Linked DNA regions of Homo sapiens: region 1 is linked to region 2. The links are chromatin loops, found by intact Hi-C in ENCODE. Cell type or tissue: mammary epithelial cell. All regions are shown on one strand.

What was found. A loop is a pair of places that touch in the nucleus more often than their neighbours do. Peaks named below come from ENCODE experiments on the same cell type or tissue, not always from the same donor. Only the 100,000 strongest peaks of a DNase experiment are listed, where the experiment ranks them.
Region 1: it touches region 2 in a loop (7-fold over the local background); 1 of 110 quality-filtered maps calls a loop at or near these places.

Annotation. Positions count from the first base shown.
Region 1 is chr12:88,418,897-88,422,896 of GRCh38, forward strand. It overlaps LOC124902978 (a long non-coding RNA gene), which reads right to left and starts at 383. Exons shown (of 2, transcript XR_007063396.1): 1 at 154-383. RefSeq lists a silencer at 303-503. In mammary epithelial cell, no CTCF peak of the experiment used is centred here; a DNase peak (open chromatin) is centred at 1,725.
Region 2 is chr12:88,297,642-88,301,641 of GRCh38, forward strand. No RefSeq gene overlaps it. Among named protein-coding and RNA genes, the nearest start is that of TMTC3, 160 kb to the left of the region's middle. In mammary epithelial cell, no CTCF peak of the experiment used is centred here; DNase peaks (open chromatin) are centred at 1,200 and 2,190; H3K27ac peaks cover 2,354 bases.

The DNA.
Region 1 (4,000 bases), 120 kb after region 2:
ATTTCCTAAACTCACTAAATTAACATTAAAAGCAACCAGAGTGGAAAAAACAAATAAACAAATCCGATTCTCACTGTTTCTAGACCAAGTCCCTAATATCTGTTAACCGGAAGTATTGAGGTAATTTAGTGGTCTCTCCACTTTTACACTTACCAGTACACACCTCTTCTCAGTCGAGTCTCAAAATAGCAGCCTGAATTATCTATACCTCTAAAAATGAAATGAAATCAAGACATGCCTCTGCTCAAAATCCTTCAGTGTTTCTTCTGCTCAGTCAGGATAAAGGACAAATTTCTGACAATGGCTTCACGGCCTTCCTTTGCTCTCACCCGATTCCTTCTTCATCCCCATCTTCTAGTCTCTTCTGCTACTCCAATCACACTGGCTTCCTTCTCTTCACAGAAACATCAGGCACACTTCTGACTCAGCCGTTAGTTACTTCCCTTGCTCAACTGCTATCTTCTCGGTGAAGGCCCTGTAATCATGCTATTTAAAATGTCAAAACCCCCATTGACCGAATGCCCCTCCCCAACACTCTGTCCCCCTTCCCTGCTTCATTTTCTCCAGAGCATTCCATAGTAAATATCACATACTGTACATTTGACTTGTTTATTTGTTATTTGTTTTCTTCCTGTTGTGTTGTCCCAGATCCCTGACTAGAACGCAGCTCTGTGAGGGGAGAAGATTTTGTCTATTTATTTATTTATTTTAATGCTGTATGTACAGTGCCTGTTACATATTAATTCTTCAATAACTATTTGTAAAATGAATAAACTTTCCACCTGCCTAGTCAGGTGGAACAATTTATAGTTGTAAAACTACAATATTACTTGGTTCTAAATAACTTAAGCAGAGAAATAATTTATTGAAATGAGATTGGAAGGCCAAACAACCAGACTCAGAAAACCCCTGAGGCTAAAAAACTTCTCAGGAATTAAAGGAGCTGGGCAGCAGGACACCTAGGCATGGTCTGGGGGCATCCTCACCCTGGATCATCCTCATTCATCTTCAGCTAAGGACATGCCCAGGGTTTCTGCACTTTATCCTCATCACCATGAGCAATTTCTAAGTGAAAGTATGCATCTTTGCATACTTCCTCTAGAGCTGGTGTGTCTGTGCCAGGCCTAGGTCATGTGCCAACAATCCAGCCATTAATGGCCAGGAGAGATAATATGTAACCCTTGTCAACTGCCAAGGGGAAGGCTGAGTTTCGCTCCCCACCAAAATGTGAATAATGAGGGATTCTTTGACATATGAACAGATTTAGATCATGAACAGCCAAAAAACAAAACACATACAAAAATGCACCTAATTTTAATCTATAATTATACATAAAAAGTGCCTTTTATTTGCTTTATTTTGTTTTTCTAGTTATTGATTTTAAATTTTCCTAGTGATACAAAATAGGTATATTAGCTCATTTAATGACTTTGGCTAGAGAAAATTAACACTAAGCCATACCAAGGTAATAAAAATTTTAGCCAGACCTCGATTTTTCCCTTGACACAGCCTATAATTTGTGGTCTATCAGTATTTACTCATTAGAAGAAGAAATGAGTGAATTGAGGGCCTTCAATGACCTATCTGATCTCTTCAGAGTAAACTTTTATGCAAAGGCTAAGAAGATATCTTTTGTATTCACTGAATTTGCATAATAAAATGAACTGCATCAATGGAAAGCAGATGCTCATCTGACTAAATCATTACTCATCCTATTCCCCACAGGGAAACAGTCATGCATAGTATTGAACTAGAGTTCAGATTTATTGCACAACTACTTTTATTTGGTATGGGAGTGTTCCAAAGATGAAAGCAACAAGCCCTCCCATCCTACAAGTCCTTTTTCAATATGACTTCTCTATTGATCTCATCAGACTCACTGAATCTGAGTTGGCCCTGGTGACTTGCCTTAACTCATAGAATGTTGTAGAGGGGACATATGTAACTCTCAGGCCTAGTCCTTAAGATGCTGTGCAGTTCCTCATCTTGACCTCTCTCAGAAGCCAGCTACCATGTAAGGAAGCCTGGGTTATGCACCTGGGGAAGTAACATGGGAAGAAAGGCCCTGGAGGATGAGAGGCACCACACACAGCAGTCAGCATCAACTGCCATACAATGTGAGTGGGGCCATCTTGGTGTTCCATCCTCATTTGAGCCACCAGTGGAATTTAGTCACATGATCAGCTCAGTTGATACCTTGGGGAGTAGAGGAACCAACTCTCTGACCCAGCCCATGTGCAAAATCATAACAAATAATAAATTGTAGTCTCAAGCCAATATGTTTTGGAATGGTTGGTTATACAATAAATAGCTCAAATATTTAGAATATAAAACTTTTGTGAATTTAATGACATTAAACTTTTTTTGAAAAACCATTAGGAAATAACTACTTTCCTTTGGGCTAAGGAAGAATGCAGTAGGTAAAAACTGGCTCCAGTTGAGCTATACTTATCAACACATCCCAAGCCATTTCTATCCTAGTTCCAACATCCTGGGCAGGAGTGATATCATCTACTTCCCCCAAGGTCCACAGTAACTTATCTGACCAGTAGATCCTTCTCTAATGTCTGAAGGTGTCTTTTAGCTTCTATGATGAATCAATGCTCTAACAAAAAAGGCAGACAGGACTGCTCTCTGATGATGTAGATGTTTTGACTGCTTTTAAGAGATACTGATTCCTTTTTTCTCAGCCTGCATTCTTCCCTCTCCTTCCACTCCTTAACTCTACAATGGAATCTTTTAGTTATGTATACAGTGAGAATTTTAGTCTAATTTGATGGCATATGCATGGCAACAGTAGGATGGTGGAGAAGAGATTTGGGCACAAATGATTCTACCATGTTGGAAGTACTTTTTTTTTAAACATTATACTTTATAGCAAATTTCACAACAGCCCCAAATTTCAGAACTATTCCAGGTAGCCATTTCAATGAAGTTTGGATATCAGACATTTAATTTAGATTCAGTCAATATTATAATAAAATAATAATGCTTAGTTATTAATTTTTATTTTTTTTAATTTATTTTGAATTACTTAAAATATTTAGTCTCTGATGTTTTGCTATATTTCTTTTTGTTTGTTTTTATTGTGATCAAAACACTTAACATGAGATCTATCTTCTTCACTATATTTCTTAAAGCAAGTTTTATATCCATTGTTTCCAGAAAGTTTCTGGTGCAGCTACACTTTCAGATATTTTTTAAAGCACCCAATAGTTATGTTAAAGAGATAAACTTAAGTAACATTATACATTTCAGTGAGGCCATTTTTTAGAAATTGAACTATGATCTTCATAGTGAGTTTTTGCTTATGTACCTAGATGACGCTAATATCAATTAAGAAACAAATTGTTATTGCACATCTACAAGGCACCAGTTCTAGGAAAGGCAATTTGAAAAATATGTTAGAAATATTAGATGTGGTTCCTCCCATAAAAGAGTTAACATTCCATTCAAAGTAGAAAAGCCTTAAACAAGATATGATGACTGTTAAGAATAAGAAAGTGCCTGGGTTCAGGCTCCACTCTACCACTTTAGGCAAGTACTACTCAGTGCCTCAGTTTCCTCCTCTGTAAAATGAGGTAATACTATTACTTATACCATAGATAATCCATGTAAAGTGCTTAGGGACATAATAAATATTCATTCATGTAAACCTTTATTGCTGTCAGATACTCTCCTGCCACTGAGAAGTGTATGTCTCCTTGGTCATGTTGTTTTGGCTCAGTATTCTACATCTCACTGTCCACATCTGTGAAAAGGCATGTTTCTAATTATATTCTTCGGTGCAGAAATTCAATTTTATATATCACTTTTAGAAAAAAACAAAGAATTACATACTAAAATGGGAAAATTTGTTGGCATGACTTGTGATCCTTATTATTACAATAATTAACATTTTTAAATCATGTAAATATAAATATGCTTATTTTAAAAATAATTTTGTTTTCTACCTTTAAAATAAAATGTTATTCAAAAACCTTAAAAACTGAAGGGATTG
Region 2 (4,000 bases):
TCTTTTTGACTTTTACATATCCAAATGGGATATTTTGAGTTGGCCTTCCAGTGTCTGTTCATTTTCTTTTTCTATGTTTATTTCTCAGCTATACCACCCATCCCATACAGCTTTCATTTTGGGTATCCATATCAGAGTATAGATGCTCCTTGACTTATGTTGCGGTTATGTCCTGATAAACTCATTGCAAGTTGAAAATATATAAGATGAAAATGCATCGAATACACCTAACCTAGCAAACATCATAATTTAGCCTACCCTACCTTAAATGTGTTCAGAACACTTATATTGGCCTACATTTGGGCAAAATCATATAACATCAAGCCTATTTTCTAATAAAGTGTTGAATATCTCCTGTAATTTATTGAATAGTTCACTGAAAGTGAAAAACAGAATGGTTGTATAAGTATTGGAAGTCTAGTTTCTCCTGAATGTGTATTGCTTTTGAACCACCATAAAGTAAAAAAAAAAAAAATCATTTAATTCAGGGACTGTCTGTAGTTCATTAAGAAGGTTAATGTATCTAAATACAGTCTATCCAGGCTTATCTTCATGGGACTTGGTTATCTTTGTTTTTCATATGAAGAGGTATAATTGGCCAGTTTCCTGTAAAGCTGAAAAAGCCCAGTATCTCTTGAAATAAAATACTTTGCTTTTGTACAGTGTAAGTTGATTAAATTGTTGCCTTTTTTCCCTATGTATCTTTCTTATAAACTTGCTTTGTTAAAAATGTTAATTTTTTCACATTTTCCTTGTATTTTTCATTTTGAGTTTCTTTTACAAGGCTTCTCTTTATTGACAGTATATTTACTTAACTCTTTTTGTTGATCAGCACAAGTCATTTTGGGAAGCTGCCCATTATAGAGGGCAGCTAAGCACACTCTTCAAATTAATACAAAAATCTGTGGCCAAGTGAATATTTGATGTAAATGTGAAATTCTTCATGCTTGCCAATGAAAATCTGTCTTTTTAATCAAACTACTTTTCTTCTTGGTTAATAGAATCATAATAGTAAACTCCTTTCATTTTTTTTCTCAGTCTCCTCGATTTGAATGTTGTTACCTTATTATTCTTTATCTCATGATTTTCTTTTGTTTCTTAAATGTCAGAATATACCTGTAATTCCAGTTCCCTGGTGTGGCTGGCAGCCTCTAACAGAACTCTCAATGATTTCTGTTTCCTGGAGTTCCCCTCCTTTTGAGTGTGGGTTGAATTTAGTGACTCACTTCTAATGAATAGAATGTGGCAGAAGTAAGTGATGAGATGTCACTTACAAGATTAGGATAAAAAGACATTGTGGCTTCTGTCCTGGCACCCTCTTGCTCTCTCACTTGCTCACTCTAAGAAAAGCCAACTAGCATGGAGATTTTTTTCATAGCTTCCCTAAGAAGATAATCATTTAACAAGGGACAGGCGAGGCTTCTAGCCAACAGCCAGTAAAGAGCTGAGGTCATCAGTTCAATACCCCATGAGAAACTGAATCCTATCAACAACCATGTGAGGGAGCTAGGAAATATTTCCCCTCTCAGCTGAGCCTTCAAATGCGACCATAGTGTCAGTTGACACCATCGCTACAACCTCATGTAAGCGTACTTGCATTCCTGATCCACAGAGTGAGATAATAAATGGAATGAGATAATAAATGTGTGAGTTTTTTGAGACAATTCTGAAATAAAATATTATGAATCAATAGATAACTAAAACACTTTGCCACATATATTTTCTGATATTCATGTATAAGGGAAGTTTTACAAGTATATTACTATGATCATTTCACCTTACAAATGGGAAAGATTTGAAAATTACAAGATGTTGGAATGTAAGTTCAGAAGATACCATTTTGAGTAAAAGATATAGATATGATTGTGCATTGTCCAGCAAGTAATTGCTGAAAATTTCTAATTCCTAATGAAAACATTGAACCAACAAGATGTAGACTTCCTGCACCTAATGAGCTAAATATGGAAATGCATGAGTCAATGGGAAATCAGCTCTCACTTCTTATGAAGTAACCCTGAGAAATGTGAAGCAAAGAAAATATGATGGCTGTTTCTATCAACACGAGCTTAAAGAGGGTGGAAAGAACTCTAATACTGAAACCTAGTCATAGGTCAAGGCTGCAGAATTCGCCCCATTTCCATTTTGCTGATTCATATCAGTCAGATATGACTATGCCACTTGATTTTGTCATAGAGCAAACCCAACAGTGGTTAAGCCACGTTCCAAGAATAATTTAACACTATCTCCTTCTACCCCCACAAACACATGCACTGACCACGTGGTCATCCCCCTGCAGTAATATGTACTGGAGCAATGACTCAGCTCACAGTTCTACCCTATAGCTATGTTTGTGCCACTACCACCTCCTGCCTCAAAGAAACTCTTGCCAGGGTGATTTACCAAGGATAAAGATGTCTAATTTAAGTTGGACCAACCCAATTCTCTTTCTTGGAAATTTGAAACTAGAAGAGAGCCACATGGAGAATGAAGGTAATTGAAGCTAGGATAGCTAATATTGATACTTCAGAGAACATCCAAGAGCTTCTTTCTGATGCCAAAGACCCAGAACAGCCTTTGTCCCTAGCCTTTGTCAAAGTAGAATGATGGCTCCAAGCCTTTCACTTCTTAGTAATGTGTTGTCTTAGTAATCTAATCTTAGTAAGTGTTATCTTAGTAATCTAATCAATGTAACTTTCTTACATTAGAGTAATTTTTGGTTGTTTAACAGGTAGGCCAGACCTACTATTATTTATCCCCTACGTCCGTATCAAATAGGCTTCTGCTTGAAGATCTTGGCTGACACAAGACTCTAATTTAGTTTTCCCACACAGATAAGGTAATAAAATAAAGACAAATGAATTGATTTTATTGTTAAATGAGTCATGAATTTTGATGAGCTTGGATCTTGACAACAAGTATAGAATTTAAGATGTGGAAAAATATTCTTGGAAGGCAAGGTCATCAGATCCGGAGTCCATTCTAAATCCCAGTGGAACTCTGTGACTGCTTAATGCATAAGACACAGTTGGGTTCAGATCTTTATAATGTTCCACACTGACTTCCTGACTGTCTCAAGTAGCTATTTCACGGTCTCTTAAGAGGTAACCTGTATCACCAATTTTTTATTAAACCTGTGGATTTTGCATCAGAAAAGTTATTCTGATTAATTTGGGGCCATTTAGAAGAGCAAAACAGTATTTTAGTAAAATGTTACCTTCAACAAGTATGTTATTGTAATTTAGTCATTGGGAAGATTAATTCGTCTTCTTTAGAAAATATTGCAGCCTAACACAATGATTAAAAGCATGAGATTTAGTAATTTCAAACCTTAACTCTCCCAGAGTTTGGCTGCTCCTTCATTTTAGAGGGATTAGTTCAGGTCATCCTGGCAGGTTCCCATATCAGTGTTGTGCTCTTAGGTTCATAGTTTTGTTTTATGGATAAATATTTACTTATGTCTGTTTGGCTAACTTTGCTTTGTGGCTGAGCAGTTGTTTCTTACTAGTTGTGAAACTAGATTGGGTTAAATTAAAATGACATGGCCATTTCATTTCTCCTTCCACTTTTGCCATTATGTGGGAGGGGAAACAACTCCAGGCATTTATTCAACAAATATTTATTCAGCCTTTACTATGTACCAGAAACTGGGGATAAAGTTGTTAACAAAAACATTATGGTTCCTGACCTCACCGAGCTGATGGTCTAAGAAATCCAAAATGGTGACCCACATTACTCCTGAAACTCATTCAAATTGCAAAAGATCCTATCTCCAAGTAAAGAATTTTTAGGAGTATTCCTTACTTTCTTCCCAAACAGCATCTTACTCTTAATTAGGGAAGCTATATGCCAAAGCTGAGCCCCTTCCTTTTATTTTGAGGAAGTATTATTGTAATTGGTAAATATGTTTCAGATTCTTTAGTAAGGGATTTTGGTGATTTACTAATTTACTTATGAATGAAGATTCCTTTATTATTTTCTGTTGCTCTTATTATTTTGTTTA